Linked DNA regions of Homo sapiens: region 2 is linked to region 1. Evidence: read pairs that join two places in POLR2A ChIA-PET (ENCODE). Cell type or tissue: Panc1. All regions are shown on one strand.

Evidence for each region. Peaks named below come from ENCODE experiments on the same cell type or tissue, not always from the same donor. Only the 100,000 strongest peaks of a DNase experiment are listed, where the experiment ranks them.
Region 2: POLR2A ChIA-PET joins it to region 1 with 11 read pairs; 2 of 35 experiments call an interaction of 5 or more read pairs at or near these places.

Annotation. Positions count from the first base shown.
Region 1 is chr15:70,239,080-70,247,079 of GRCh38, forward strand. No RefSeq gene overlaps it. Among named protein-coding and RNA genes, the nearest start is that of TLE3, 150 kb to the left of the region's middle. RefSeq lists an enhancer at 6,871-6,920. In Panc1, no CTCF peak of the experiment used is centred here; a DNase peak (open chromatin) is centred at 7,068.
Region 2 is chr15:69,590,708-69,598,707 of GRCh38, forward strand. PCAT29 (prostate cancer associated transcript 29) reads left to right here and starts at 1,493. Exons shown (of 4, transcript NR_126438.1): 1 at 1,493-1,606. In Panc1, no CTCF peak of the experiment used is centred here; DNase peaks (open chromatin) are centred at 1,402, 3,864 and 4,126; H3K4me3 peaks cover 1,607 bases; H3K27ac peaks cover 6,038 bases; H3K27me3 peaks cover 247 bases.

The sequences.
Region 1 (8,000 bases):
GGCTGCTGGGGCTGATGACCTGAGTGGCTACACATGGCCTCCCCATGAGGCTGGAGCTCTTCCCAGCCTGAAATCCTAGAGGGAGCACACTGAGACCAAGTGTTCCAAGAACCCCAAGCAGAAGCTGCAAGGCTTCTTGTGACTTAGCCTCAGAAATCCCAGAATGTCGCTTCCACTGCATTCTAGTGGTCCACTATCTGGTTAAGCAAGTCATTCAGGCCAGCCCTGATTTAAGAATGACACCTCACCTTTTGATGGAAGGTGTGTCAAACATTGCAGCCATCTTTAAACTACCAAAAGGAGATGCTGCATAGAAAGCACAGTATCTGACACGTGATACATATTCAATAACTGCTAGTTTTGGGGTTGTCTCCTGCCTGCATTTATTTGACCAGTTTCCAGCTCAGCGAGGCCGGTCCCATCTATCCACCAGATACCCCTCAGCCTTCCTAAGAGAATGTGTAGCCTTACTAGTCAATGTACAGAGAGGACAGGCAGGCAGGGTGATGGGTTCCACAAGCAATCCACACTGGCAGCAGAAAGATCCAGGAGAGATGGTTTCTAGCTCTAATTACCCTAATAAGTTATTCAGTTGCCTTGAGCAAGTCTATTGCCCTCTCTGGACTCAGTTTCCCCATTTGTCAAAGGGGGGATGGACTGGATGAGCTCTAAGGCCCTTTCTGCCCCTATCATTCTTGTTTTTCTTTTTTTAATTTTTTGAGAGAGAGTCTTGCTCTGTTGCCCAGGCTGGAGTGCAGTGGCACGATCTTGACTCACTACAACCTCTGCCTCCTGGGTTCAAGCAATTCTCCTGTCTCAGTCTCCCAAATAGCTGGTACTACAGGTGCCTGCCACCGTGCCCAACTAATTTTTGTATTTTTAGTAGAATGGGGTTTCACCATATTGGTCAGGCTGGTCTTGAACTCCTGACCTCAGGTGATCCACCCGCTTCGGCCTCCCAAAGTGCTGGGATTACAGGTGTGAGCCACCACACCCGGGCTTCTGCCCCTGCCATTCTATGATATGTGTTCCTCAGCACCATCTCAGGGACTCTGGGGGCTCATAAACTGATGGCTAGGATGTGTGACTTGATATTGTTTCTGTCCTCATCGCAGGGACTGTCCCAACTCATCTTTGGTGTCACACCTGGGCCCAAGCTTTCAGAGGCCTCAGAGGTGTCTGAATTGTAAGCCAGTCCCAGCCTGACTTCCCCTTATGAACTCAGTCCCCCGAAAGTCCCTTTTGTAAATGAAGCATGGTAATATTTAGGTGATGGGACGTCCCCACTTCTCCCTGTTCTTCCTGGAGAAACTAAAGGCTTTGCTTAGGTCAGATCACACTGTAGCTACCCCCGCCTTTGGTGGGGACTAACCCCACTGTTCATTTGATGGGCTTTCCTCTTGATTTCTTGGGAGTGTTTTGCTGAAGTGAGATGTGGTTCTCAGCAGGGCTGACACCACCTGGAGATTCTCCGGACCTTACCCGCACTGTGAGCAGGGAAGTTTCTGTCTCTGGAAATACAATCAAAACATGTGCTTTTATTGCTCAGGTGCTGTCTACCAGGGACCACCCGGCCATGGGGAATTGAGAATATTTTCAATATGGGGTAGAAAAAAGCTTCAACACATAGTGTCTTCTTCCAGCCATCCTGCTGGTGACTGTTTGATGGTTGTTTCTTAGACTCTAACATGAGCTGAACCTTGGAAGGAATGAAATTTAGCCAGATGCAGGAAAGAGGGGAGTGATGTATAGGATGGAGGTGAGGCAGGAGTGGGCACAGGCCGGGAGATGGGACGGAGGAAGCTGTCTTGGGAGTAGTAAGGAGGCCTGCCTGGCTGCAGTACAGCCCTCAACTGGTGGAGCAGGGATGAAAGTGTTCAGACTTAGGCCCTCTTTTCTTGCTCACATTCATTCATTCATGTATCATTCATTCATTCTTCATGGAGCTCCTGCTGTGGAAGGCACAGGGCTGGCTCTTGGAAATAAAATGGCGAACCAAAGCAGACACCTTCCCTGCCTTACAGTCTAGAGGGGGAGATAGATGCGAATACCTTCCCTGCCTTACAGTCTAGAGCAGGAGACAGATGCGAATCAGATGGCCTTTCCGACAAAATGGACAGTTCCAGCCAGGACTAGTGGCGTGCATGAGCGGCATACAGTGTGTGAAGGCCTTGACTATGGGGGACTGGCCTGGTCAGTGAGGTCAAGGCAGACTTCGTCGATATTCAAAGTATGACCTGAAGGATGAATAGGAGCTAACTACAGGAAGGGGGAGAGGGAAGAATGTTCTCGGCCGAGGGGAGAGCATGTGCAGAGGCCCTGGGCAGGACAGAAGGAAGCATGTCAGGCACAAAAGGCTCAGAGGGACAGGTGGCGAGGGGGGAGTGGGATTTTTCCTCCATATTAATGAGCTGCACCTTTAACCCCAAAATAATGGGAAACTACTGTTGGTTATGAAGGCCACGGGCTATGGATTTGAGCTGACTTGCATTTTGGCACTATCGCTCGGGCAGCATTATGGAGAACAGATTGGAAGGAGCCATGGTGAGTTTGGGAAGAGCAGCTGGGAGGCTACTGCATTTGTCCAGCCCGGGGACAGACTCAGGGGCAGAGATGGAGAGGATTGGAGGAAGCTGAGAGATCTTGAGGAGGCAACACTGCCGCGATTCGGGGGTGGATTGGCTATGGAGGGTGAAGAAGGATAAGTTGAAGGCCTGGTCCCGTGTCCAGCTTGGGCATTTGGATGAATGCTGTGGCCATTGGCTGAGACAGGGAAGGCCCGAGCGGGGGTTAGCCAGCAGACTCACTTTCATAAACTTATGTTCAAGGTCTCTGTAGCCACACAGGTGGGGAAGTTAAGGAAGCAGGTGGCTCTTTGGATCTGAGTCTCAGGATGGCTGCAGGGTCTGAGAGCCACCTCTAAGCCATCTTGTCTGGGTGGTGACTAAGCCATTGCAGTGGAGGTCAGGGCCTCCCCTACCCCCACCAAGGAGGAAGTGGATGGGATTAACCAGAGAAAGTAGAGTCAAGGGAAGAGGCACCCATTTGCCAGCATTTGCCACCCAGGGGAGGCCTGGCCTGCAAAGGAGACCGAGAAGGAAATGAAAACCTCAAGGATGAGCAGGTTGCTGGGAGGGAGGGTTTACCGCTGCCAGGTCCTGCCAGGCTCAAGGAAGTAGACACTGAAAATATCTGGCTTTAGGTCATGGTGGCCTCTCTGCCTGGACACTATCATCCACTCCCAGGATGCTAACAAGCCTCTTCTTGCCAGTGTCGTCTGGATGTTCTGCTCCAGCTCCCGGTTCGTACCTGATCTAGAGCTCTGCCATCCTGACATTATCAGTACTCATGCACGCCACCTGCAATCCGAACAGAGAACTTTCAACTGACTTCTTTTTGCTTCTGGGAATGAGGTTTTTTGGCATTTTAAAGCTTGAATTGGAAAGGTGGGGAGTGCTGGAGAGTGGTGTTTTTCAGAGGAAGCCATCACTGAATCCTATTCCCCTTGTCCCTTCTCCTGTACCCCCATTTCCCTGCCTACCTCCCCGAGGAGGATTTGGAAACAAGGGATGAAAATTTGCCTTTCTGATCTATGGACCAGCATTTAGAAAAACCAAATTTCTATGGGCTCCGATGAAGCCTGTAATCTGGCATTTAATTCAACTCACTTCAATAAGATTCAAGTCAATTCAATTCAAATCAGTCAATTCAAATTAATCCAAGAAACTTATGAGAGTCTTTGTGTTGGGCAGGGTGGGAGACAGGGAGACCTCAAGGCTTCAGGGAGTAAAACGATTCAGTGTCTTGAGGGAGCCAGCTGGGCTGCTGATGGCAGGGCCTTTGTGGCAGTCCAGGTCCAGGGGAAAAGGGGCTTCCCCGCATCCAGGAAGGAAATGGGTTAGGGCCGGCATTCTGCAGAGAACCACCTCTTTGCTGGGCTGTGAAGCAAGGAAGTGGGAAGGTGGGCCATGTGGCACAGACACGCAAGAGATGACTCCGCCTAGCCTGCTGCTTGCCTAGTTCTCAACAAAGCAGCCCACTGTTCACATCCCACCTGTGCTTCTCCAGAAAGCTGGAAAGCACCAAAGGCCCTTTTCACTCCTACCTGCTCTGCCACCATTCATCCCCGGGTCCCCGAGGCTGGTGGGTGATTCAGCTTGGAAGACTGTCTCTCACCCCACCCTGCCCCTGCCAGCCCAGAGCTCCTGAAGCCTGGCCTTCTGTCTGGGGCTCCTCCTTAGGGAGGAATTCACCAATGTCTCTGGAGCAGCAGGGGTTTTGCTCCAGGGAAGGGCTTCAAGAAACCTGATCACACTCTTCATTGGCTCTTTAGTGGTGTCCTCTGGCAAAGCAATGGAGTTTTGCTCATTCATTCATTCAACAAACACTTCTGCATGTCTGCCAGGTGACTGGGCGACAGAGCTAAACAGGACCCACGTGGCAGCTGCTCTCCTGGACCTCACGGGAGTAACCGCAACTGGTGGGTGCTGGTGGGTGAGAAGCAGGATGAAGGAGCATTAGACACTCTGGGAGGGAGGCCTGGGAAGGGGTATCACACCCCAGAGTGGTACTGCTCTGAGTGACAAAGGACACAGACACTATCTGACCCAGTTCCTTCCTTGCATTTGAAGCCAGCAAGGTGACAGTTGTCCAAGGAGCCTCTGCAAGTTGATAGCAGCACTTCTGGCTCCAAGCCAGAGCAGCTCTGTCCCTTTCTGCAGGGCTGTGCCTCCCTCTCCAGGATTCCTGGGCCTGAAAACATTTCTCGGGTTTATTTGACAAAGCAAGAGGGCAGTGGCGGGGCCAGGCCCTTGCTGGGTGCTCTTTTAGACAGTTTATTCAAGGACGCATCAGTGACCAGCCTGGTAAGGAAGGCTCAGGCCCCTCTGAGGGGAGGGCAGGTAGAAATTCTCTGCTCAGTCTGCAAGAGGTTCTGCTCCCCAAGCAGCGCCCTAATGAGGCCCCCACCCCAGGACTTTGGCTGGACTTCTCCGCTGAGTAAGAGCTGCTGCTTTCTGGTGGGCCAGCCCCACTTCTCCAGGGTGTGTCATGTAGACAGACCTCCGTTTCCTCCTCTGTCGTAGAGCAATAACATTGGCTCTCACCCCCATGGAGTTGCTGGGGAGAACAAAATGGGTTTGTGTGTGGGGGTGGTGACAGTCAAGTACCTGTGCAGGGCTGGACATATGGGAGGGCTCTGTAAATGTGAGATGTTATTAACAGGCATGCTGCCTTCTGGAGCTTTCCAGGGCCTTGGCCCAGGTGCAGAACAGCACACTGGGACCCAGGAACCCTGGGTTCTCTTTCTTTCTGGTGACCTTGGGCCCCTGAACCCCTCAGACTGCTTGGACCTTCTAGGTGTTGGCCTCCCTCTCATAGGATGATGCCTGGGCCTGGGGCCCTGGAGATCTGGCCAGGCCAGAGTGGGCTCCCCCAAGCCACCTGCCAGGGCAGGAGCTGTTGGAAGCCATTTCTCTTCTATACCGTCCCAGCCATACTCTCCAGCTCAGAATAGACCCAGTCCTCCACTGTTACAGCCTAGAGATTCCACCCCCTTTGGGTTGGTCACTCTGGGCCACTCCTGCAGAGAATGAGAGAAATTAGCTGAGAAATAAAATCGCAATTCGTATTGCAAAGAAGGGATTAATTTCTTTATTGTATAAAGATCTCCTACCCAGCAACAAGAACAAACCAATAACTCAATTTAAAAAATGGGCAAAATATAGGAAGACCGTTTCAAAAGAATATATAAGTGGCTCTTAAATAGATGAAAAGTTACTCAGCCTTACTCATAAAAGAAATGCAAATTAAAACTTCAATAAAAGACCCTCTTTTAGGCCGAGTGTGGTGGCTCACGCCTGTAACCCCAGCACTTTGGGAGGCCAAGGCAGGCAGATCTCTATTAAAAATACAAAAATTAGCTGCGTGCAGTGGCATGTGCCTGTAGTCCCAGCTACTCCAGACACTGAGGCAGGAGAATCATGTGAGCCTGGGAGGCAAAGATTGCAGTGAGCTGAGGTCGTGCCATTGCACTCCAGCCGGGGCAATGGGAGAGAAACCCTGTCTCAAAAAAAAAAAAAAAAGACCCTTTTTGAACCATTATATCAAAAAGATCAAAAGTATGGCACACTCTGCTGCTGAGGGTGCAAGGACAGGTGCCAGAGTGTGGGGCTGGCAGGAAGAGGAATCAGCGTGTCTGGGAGAGCCACTGGGAGCCCCTGCCAAACCACACCTGCTCTTCCCTCTGACCGGCACAGCCAACCCTAGGATTTCATCATGCGGATACACAGGGGACGTGTGTGCTCCTCATTCACTGTGGCATTATTTATCAAAGCAAAAGATTGTCAATCTCCAAATGTTAATCAATAGGGGACTGATTAAATAAACAATGATGTCCGTACAATGGGACTCTACACAACTGTTAAGCAGAACCAACATACAGATGACATTAGCTACGTCACATGGAATGGAGGACCTCCCAACTGTGCCTCTTCAACCCACAGAATTATACGAAATACATATTAGTATTGATTTAAACCACTGAAGAAAGGAGAATGGACCCTGTATGTTTCTATAAGGAGAGGGTTCCAAGGTATATTGACATGCTACCATTTGTGTAAAAAGAGGAAAAGAATGAACACACACATGTTTGCATTTGGGTTTCTAAATGCATATACAAACATATATGGCTTTAAAGAAACTGGTAGGAGTGGAGGCCTCCAAGGAGGAGACTTGGGGGCAGAGGAACTTGATAGTGAAGAACAGGGGAGGGGAGGAGGCTTGATTTTCACTTTTTTTTTTTTTTTGCAATATGCCTGTATTTCCTATTCTAAAGATATACATACTTACACTAATTAATGAATCAAATGATCTCTTGGCAGAGATACTGAGAGTAAGACAGAGACATACCAGGGTGTGAACCCCAGGCTGCAGCCCTCTCTTTGTGTTGTCATGGGGTCAAGGGACATGCCCTTGAGCTGAGGGTCAAGGCCTGGGAAAGTTCCCACCCAGCCCCAGGGCCCAGCCCTCACAGGGTGGTGACTCATGGGCACCCGGGAAGTTTCGGTTCCTGTGGTTTTTGCTCTGTTCCAGTGGCCTCCTCTGCTGGGACACATCACTCTCCTGGCTGCTGGGATTCTAGCAGCCCACTGGGCCTGCTGCGTCCCTATCTCTGGGTATCTTTAGATGCTGTCTCTGGCCTGTCCTAGGAGGGACTCAGACCTTTAGAATGCCAAAGCAGAGGGTCCCCAGCCCTCTCAAGTGCTATCCTCAATGTCTGGCCCATCACAACCCTGCAGCCCCTGCCACGAACACTGACCTCAAGGGGTCACAGCTGCGGTGGCTTTGCTCAGAGCAGCCCCTGCCAATCTTAAAGTGGATGCTAGAAGGGAAGGCCAAGTGAGAATCCTGGGCGAGCCATTTCCTGTCTTTCTGTGGGTGTTGGAGCAGGACGGCGGGCGGCGTGGCCGGCTTGGGGGTGGAATCCTTGCCCTTCTCCGCCTCCTTTGCCAGGTGCAGGATGGATGCTGAGAGTCTATTTTGCAGATGAGGCAACTGAGCCCATTGCGTTCTGCCTGTTAGGTGTGGTGCAGGTGCCTGGGCAGATGTGTACTCCCGAGCCAGCTCCTCAGCCGCATGACCTTAGGTGAGTCACATCGCTACTCTGGGCCTCAGTTTTCTCATCTGCAAAGTGGGAACAATAATATTTTGTTTTTGACTTGCTGGCCACAAAGGCCCTGGATGAAAGGTAACTTCATGTGGTTGACTGCTCTGAGCTCCCTCCTCCTGAACCTCTAATGTGCCCGCTTCCTAGGGAATGCAAGCTTCCAGAGGGCCAAGCTTTTGCCCAAGTAGTTGCAGCAGGGGCCTGGAGCAGTCAGACCTACTGGGGAAGCAGGTGAGGGGGTTAGTTCCTGGGCACCAGGGTGACATTGCTCAGGGATCATAAAATTCACGTCCTCACCCACGTCCTTCCTCTTTATTTTGACTCAGAGCCAATC
Region 2 (8,000 bases), 650 kb before region 1:
CCTGAGGTGGATGTTTAGGGAATGAGTCCTCAAAGCATATACGTTGGCAAGGGTGGCAGAGCGCTGTGGGAGAAGGAGAAGCATGTGCAGAAAGAGGAGGCCAGGGGACCTTATGGCTCCTTTGTCCATCCACAAAGCATTAGTTTATTTATTCACTCATTTTTTCATCCAATATTTTTTAGCATCTGCTATGTATTATGTTCTGTGTTAGGTGCTGGGTGTTCAAGGAGGTAAATGAGAGCTGTGGTCCCTGCAAAGGCCAAGAGCACTCTGAGGAAACATCAGTACCTGGGGAGGCAGTGTGTGGTACCCAGCGGAGTGTGTGATGGGTGATGGGCATGGGCGGAACACTCACACAGAAGTGGCAGCGTGCCACAGGGGTGGCTGCAGGGGTGGCCATGCCTGGGGAAACGCGACTGCCTGGTTTGTCAGTGGGCCCTGTAGGACAGCAGTGAGGCACCTCCCAGGCAGCTCTGCAAGTGGCACTCCAAAGGAGAGCTGGAGAATAGAGGAGGGAAAAATGGGAATTCCTTGAGTCATAATTGGGTAGAGCTTTAGAAGGGGTTGAAGGTCATAAGTGGGAAACATGAGCCTAGAAAATATTGCTTACACATGAAAAAATGGCAGGCAGGATCAAACAGCAAATTGCAACCTGACATGCATGCTAGGGTCATGTCTGTGAAAATTCTACCTTTGGGAGGTAATGTGCCAAAAGAAAAAAAAAAAGAGACAAGAGAGAAGACTGTTGATTGAATGATGGGGGTAAGCTTATGGGTGATTTGTTAGATGGTTTTAAATGTTTAATCTTATTATGTAGTAGCTATAATCTTATCATTACAGTAGTAATACTAAAATTGAGGAGTAGAACAATGATAGAGTTTGGGGGGATGAGAGATGTTTTCTTGAGATTCATTTCACATAGTAAAAGAAAACCCAATAAAAGTAAGATGGAATGAATCCCCTCTACATCTTCTTCTGTGACTGGGTCAGGCAGCTGTGAGCAGCTAAGAGAAGCCCTGATCTTACAGGTGATTCAGCTCCACTTCCACTTCTTTTTGGGACTCACTGGGGATTATTTGTTTCTCTTAATGGGCAACAATTAGCTAATACCCCACCACTACAAGCAAAGTAAAAACTGGGCCTGTGTTAACAGTTCTCTTTTTGATGGGGTCATTGGTGTAACAGATAACTTCTAGCTGCATTAGGACTGGTAGCACATCAACATTGCCTCTCTGTTGTGAAAGGAAAATAGAAACGGCTAAGTCAACCATATATAAAGGCTTATATTTGCTCTTCAAAAGTTTTTTTTTTTTTTCAACATATCTTTGCTGGGGTTGGGCCATAGCTTGATGGGTATTTGTTGAATGACTAATTATTGACTTATAGGCTAACAGCCTCCTTTGAAGTAGGCTGAGCAAACAAACCATTAAGTGGAACATGGTGTCTAGGTTACACAGCTCACTCATCTGCTAATCACTGGGGCACACTGCTGGTTATTATTACCTGAGACCCTGAAAGGAAGCACTAAAGAAATGAAGACAGAGGAATACCAGGAGAGAAAGGAGGTCCAGTTAGACCTAAAGGTGGGCAAGAAGAAGAAGAAGAGGTGAGATCCTCAGTATTGAACAAGTACAGTGCAGCACATAGGTGATGTCTTAATAGGGGTCTTGGTCAATAATTGTTTGGTTGCAAGAAATAGAAGTATTATAAATTTAACTCTCAGTAATAACAATGATTTCGTTGGAAGGCTATGAGGAATCTCACCGACTTCAAGGGCAGGGATGACAACCAGACCCGTGAGAGGCTCAGAGACTTTCCTAGCTTCTTGCCTGTGTTTCTCTGGGTGTTTTTTTTTTTTTTTTTTTCATCTCAGCTTATCTCAGTAGCTTTGTTTCATTCTTTTCTCTGCAGACTGGCTTTCTCTGTTTTGCCTTTTCTTTTTCTCCTTCTTTCTTTCCTTCCTTCTCTCTCTCTTTCTTTCTTTTTTTTTTTTTTTTTTTTTTTTTTTGACAGAGTTTTGCTCTTGTTGCCCAGGCTGGAGTGCAATGGCACAATCTTGGCTCAGCGCAACCTCTGTCTCGTGGGTTCCAAGCGATTCTCCTGCCTCAGCCTCCGGAGTAGCTGGGATTACAGGCATGCACTACCATGCCCGGCTAATTTTGTATTTTTGGTAGAGACGGAGTTTCTCCATGCTGGTAAGGCTGGTCTCGAACTCCCGACCTCAGGTGATCCACCCGTTTGGGCCTCCCAAAGTGCTGGGACTGCAGGCATGAGCCACCACACCCGGCTGTTCTGCCTTTTCTAGGTTTTAACTTGTTCACTTAAACTTGGACATGATCTCTCAGGTTATGGGCCCAATACCAAGAATCTAAGTCCAGAGACCCAGGAGACAGAATCTGATTGGTCAATGGCTAGCCAATGGGGTGCCTCCCCTCAGTCAGGAGTCCATTGCTGTTCCAACAGCTGCAGCCAGGGAGAGGTACGTGAATGTGGATAAACATGGTGGCAGGGACAGTTCCTGTGGGTGGTCAGAAAAGGAGGCACTGACTGAGCAGGCAGCACATTGGCTAACATGTCTGCTGTGGGGAAAACTGGAATGACTTGGCTGTTGGATAAAATACTCAACCACATGTAGAAAATGCCCACCATGTATTTTTAAAAATGAATAGCTTCTGAAGGTTGGAGTCCAGGCTGCCATAAGGGTCTACATAACACTTGATTTCCAAGGAGTTTCCCCCTCGTTTTCCAAGTCTTTGGAGAGAGCAGTTAGTAGAAAATGTTAATGGCCAATTTTAGCAAATGACCATTTTGGTACTCCCAGGCCACTAGGGCTGGCTAGAGCTAATTTTTAGAATGCCCCCTTGATGATCCTGGCAACTTGTTTCATATTGACCTGGAGACACGGCATGGGCCCAGATCCAAATGTACTGCTAAGCCTACATTTGCTGTACTTGTGGGCAAGGAAAAGCCACCCCAATTACTCCATGTGGATTTCTCGTCTCAGAATATTCCATGGCTTGTCTGGTCTCACTGCAGAACTGCGGGGTGTGGTTGGGCAGGTTGCACACGACTGTGCTCATGACTCCCCTTAGACTCACACGGGAGCCTTGATTCCACGCTGGTTGCACGGTTTCATTTCTGTGCCTCCAGGTTCTCCCTCTGGACTGTGAGCTCTGGGATGCAAGAGATGCGACTTCCTCTTCTATTGCTTGCCCAAGGGGCTTGTGTAGGCCTGGCCACTCGTTTCTCTCCCCGTTCCTTCTGTCCCTCCGAGAAGACACTCAGACCCTGCCACCCATCCTCACACCGGATGTGAATGGAGGTCACTGCAGTCCCTCTCCTGGGCTACGCTTTAGGGCCCACTCTCATGGTGGCAGAGTCAATGTTGGCATCTGTTAAAGGGACCTCAGCCCAGTGGGCGGGGAGAGTGCTTTCCTGCAGAGCGGGTTGTGCTCAGTTGTGAACTCACAGCCAGCGCTGGTGAGACAAGCTCCAAGGCAGAGGCTAGTTTTCTCGGTCTTCCTCATGAACACGTGGTGGCTGCATTAGCTTATCCACAGGGTCCTCCTACTCTAAGCTTCTGGTCCCAATCAGTAAGCGACTGGCCCCTACTAGACCCCCACCTACTGGGTATTTGACTGATGGATGGAGTCACCATCTGTCTGCTTGGGCACCTGGAGCCCCTGAGCTCCAGTCCCTGCAAGCCTTTCCCTGCAGAGCCCAACCGCAGGGTTTGGCTGATAGCCTGGAACTGCCTCACCATCATTTTTCACTGGCCCCACCCCAAAGGACAGCCTCCCCAAGTAACCTTTTTCAATTGCTCCAACTTCCCTGGAGTGTTGACTTAGCCAGAGAGCACGCTCCCTCTCTAACCTCGGTGTGTTTGCTCAGCGGAGGAGCGGGCATTAGGTCCGCTTGACTCCATGAGCACACAGGTTCCTCTGTCTTTACAGGAGCGTCCCACGGAGGGGGTGCGGCGGGGGGCAGGGGAGACTGAGGAGGGAGGCGCAGCTTCCTGTTCTGCTGCCGGTTATCACAGGCTGTTCTAATGCTGCTCAAACAATATTGAGAATAACCCCGGCTCAATAGCACCAGTGTTAGGCTGCAAAGTCAATATTGGCTGAGCAAACACAGCAAATAAGGAGTTGCTATTTGCGTAGCTATGAGTACTTGTGTGCTCCGGCTGCCTCGACAGGGCCCTTGGAAATGAATGGGAAGGAGGAGGGTGTCTGGAGGTGGAGTGGGTTCCTGAGAGGGGATAGGCCAGGGTTTCTCACCTTGGCATTGTTAACAATTGGGGCCGGATGGTTCTTTGTTGTGGGGGAATATCCTCTGCGTTGTAGGATGTTTAGCAGCAGCCCTGGCCTCTGCCCTCTAGATGCCAGTAGCACCCGCTCCTGATTGTCCAGAGAAACCAAAATGTCTCTTGACATTGCCACATGTCCCCTGGGAAAGGACAGAGGGCAAAACCTCCCCCTGCTGAGACACACTAGGCTAGGTGCAGGACAAGGCTGAGGAGCAGACGGGCTAGAAAAGAGAGAAGGGCTGGGAGGGGCTCACTATGCCTCTTTGACCCTCCTGCTTTCCAGCTGGGGCTCTCCCCAGTCTCTTGTGAGTGCCAAGAAAAGCCAGCCTTTTTAAGAACTAGATGCAATGTACAAGTGCCTCTTCGATAGAAGAGCCTTTTCAGCTGCTGGCTGGATGTCCGTGGCCACCTGCTTACCCTTGCCCTGTCTTGGAACTCACTCCTGTTCTCCACCCCGAGAAAGAGAGAGGTGGTGAGATGCTCAGATAATTTATGTCTGTCTCTCTCTTGTAGAATTTCTGGCATGTTTTGCCCTGGCCGGTGACCTTCTCAGTCAGACATGCCTATTTATAACAATCTGTCCCTGGCTCTACTTCCTCCCCTTTGCCACAAGGGATTGGCTCGTGCATTCTTGAATGCTGCAAGTGGCCAAGGCTGGGCCTGTGGGAGGGCATGGGGCAGGGAGGGGAGCCAGGCACGCTGGCCAGAGGGCCTCCCTGGGGACAGGCTGCACCAGCTCAGTTCTCCTTCAGGCTCTGCAGGGTCACATCCAGGTTCACCTTTGGTCCGCTACTGGGAGGGCGATAGAGAGAGCGCTTATAGCCTGGTGAAGGCCAGGGCTGCCTCAGGGGCTGTCTGTGCCATAGTCACCAGTCCTCATTGCTGGGCCATAGCTGGAGCAGAAAGACGCCCAGAGAGGCTGTGCTGAGGGGCTCCGAACACATCTTGATGCCTGGAGACTTCTCCTCCAGGCCGGGCTGCCACGGCTCCCAGGTTGGGGTGGATTAGGAATGAAAAGAATGACACTGACCATAAATGAGCATTAGACACTGCTCCTTTTTGAATGTTGATCCTTTTGGTTGTGGTGGGAGTGAAGGGAAGCCCGTACTTGGAGCAGAAGGGGAGCCCGTACTTAGGCAGCTGTGATGATGTGGGGGTCATGATTGCCATACCATTGGCCTTGGCTTCAGAAAGTGGCATCTTGGGAGGAAGGAAAACTCCTGGATCTCCAGACGTTGAGAAGGAAAGAGCAGGCAGGCAGAAGAGAACCGGGCAGCCTAGGCGTGAAGCAGCTGCAGGAAGGTGGACAGCTGTGATTTTTTTTTCCTTTTTTTCAAAGTTAGCACACACCTTATGCACCACTCTATTTGGCCTCTCTCCTTCCCTCCTTCCTTTGACAGAGGAGGAGAAGACATTTGAGAAACCTACCGCATGCGACTCCTTCCTAAAGGTACTTGCACAAGAATGTTTCACAGAGCAATGGAAGCCTTTCAAAACTTGTCAGAACCATTGCCTGATTTCTTTAGAGACTTGGCAGGGGGCAGGTTGGCATGATTAGACTCAAGCCCCAAAGATGGAAGCATTCCTGAAGCAGTCATCCTGATTGTGGGGCCACCTGGGGAAACAGGGATCCCTCCCTCCAAAGCTGATTCTGCATTTGGAGTGTCGGGGAGGGCCTCGGGGTCTGGCCCACCCCAGCTGGAGCCCCCCTGCTGTTGCCTTATCCTGGTGGCCCGCTTCCCAGCTCCCTGCAGGTGTATTTTCCTTTCTGCTTGGAAGATGGGTGATGTGGGCTGTGGTTGTGGAGAAAGAAGCCTCGGTGTTAGCAATGGGGATGGAGAGGTCCATCAGCTGGCTTCGGTCTCACCTCTCTGGCATCCTGGGATCTTGTGTCAGACTTCATTTGAAGAGTGGCTTCTGCTCTTAAAAAAAGAAAAGTTGAAGCTATAGTAGAAAACAGCGTGACTTTCAAGCCAGGGGTAACTGAGTTCCCACCCCTGTTCTTTCACTTACTGGACACATTCACAAGAGTGGATGTCACCCTTCTGAGTGTCACTTGTCCCACCCGCAACATGGGAACAGTAACATTCAGCCTCTAGGGCTGAAGCAAGGATAAAATGAGACTGCATGTGTGTGTGGTGACAGTGCCATGCTCAATGCCATAGACACTTGGGAAATGGAAGCCCTTGATTCCTTTGCCTTCCCCTCTAGATCCTGCTCAGCTTCCCAGGCCAGCCCAGGTTGAGGCGCTGCCAGGTGGTCCCTTGGGACCTTGCTTCTGAAGCCCCCCAGTGATCTCTTCTCTCTTTGAGAGAAGGAGAGTGATAGAAAGAACACCTGCAGTGGACTCAAAAGACCTGGCTTTAAATGCCGACTCAGCAACTTAGTAGCTGTAAGGCATCAGGCCAGTGACCTAACCTCTCTGAACTTTGGTTTTCTCATCTGGATAATGGGCCTGATGATACTTTCCTCCGAGGTGCCAGTAAGTCAGGAGAAGGCAGTGCTTCAGAAATGTGGGTCTAGTTATGAAGCCCCCTTTGGGGTTTGTTTAAAGTGCAGGTTGCTTATGTTCACTACTCGAAGCTTCTGATGCAGTTGGTCTGGGGTGGAGCCCAGGAATCTGCTTTATAAATAAGCCAGCAGGTGGCTGGGATGCAGGTGGCCCACCAAGAAAAAATATAGAGTGTGTGATCCCAGTGTCCTGGGTGCTCTCCAGACCGTGTCTGCAGGGGAGGCCCCCACATAGCACAAACACACCCTATCTGTCTCTCCAGCAGCTCAAGCAGGACCACCAGGAAAGTCTTCTCAATTGCCTCTGAGATTCCCCCCAAATGCCACCTCATGCTGCAGTCGCCACATGGGCCTGTCCAGTTCTCGCTATGTTAACATAGGCGAGAACATGGACAGTTAATCCATGAGGTGAGTTCAGAAATCCAGCAGTCTGAAGGTGTAAAGTGGAGGGAGATGAAGAGAGAGGGGTGGGCAGGGAGCAAGTCCTGAAATCTGAGCTGAGGATAGGTCTGGACTTTTCCTCCATGATCAGGAGCCATCAAAGGTGTGAAGCAGGAGAAAGACCACTTTGGTGGACCTATGGGGGATGCACCAGAGGAGGCAAGGCTGGAATCAGGACCCCCTTATGAGGAGGTTGTAGTGGATGGGGATAGAAGCCAGGTAGGGCTAATGAGAAGGGAGAAAGTGGATGGATTGTATCAGTTTCCTTTTTGCTGCTGCAACAAATTTTAAACTTAAAGCAACACAACTTAATTTTCTTACAATTCTGGAGGCCAGAAGTTCAAAATCAATCTACTGGGCTAAAGCCAATGTGTCAGTCTGGCTGGTTCCTTTGGGAGGCTCTAGGGTAGACGTTATTCCCAGATTGCCTTTTCCAGCTTCTAGAAGCCACCTGCATGTCTTGGCTCATGGCCCCTTTCTGTCATCCTCAATCCGCATTATTCCAGTCTCAGCTACCATCATCACATCACCGTCTATCTGACTCTGACCTTCCTGCATCCCTCTTATAAGGACTGTTGTGGATATTCAGGGCCCAGCTGGAAAATCTCATCTCAAGGTTCTTAATCACATTGGCAAATTTCTCTTTGCCATGTGAGTTAACATTCACAGGTCCTAGGGGTTAGGACGTGGATATATTTGGAAGGCCATTATTTAGCCTAGCACCTGGATGCAAAGGACTTTG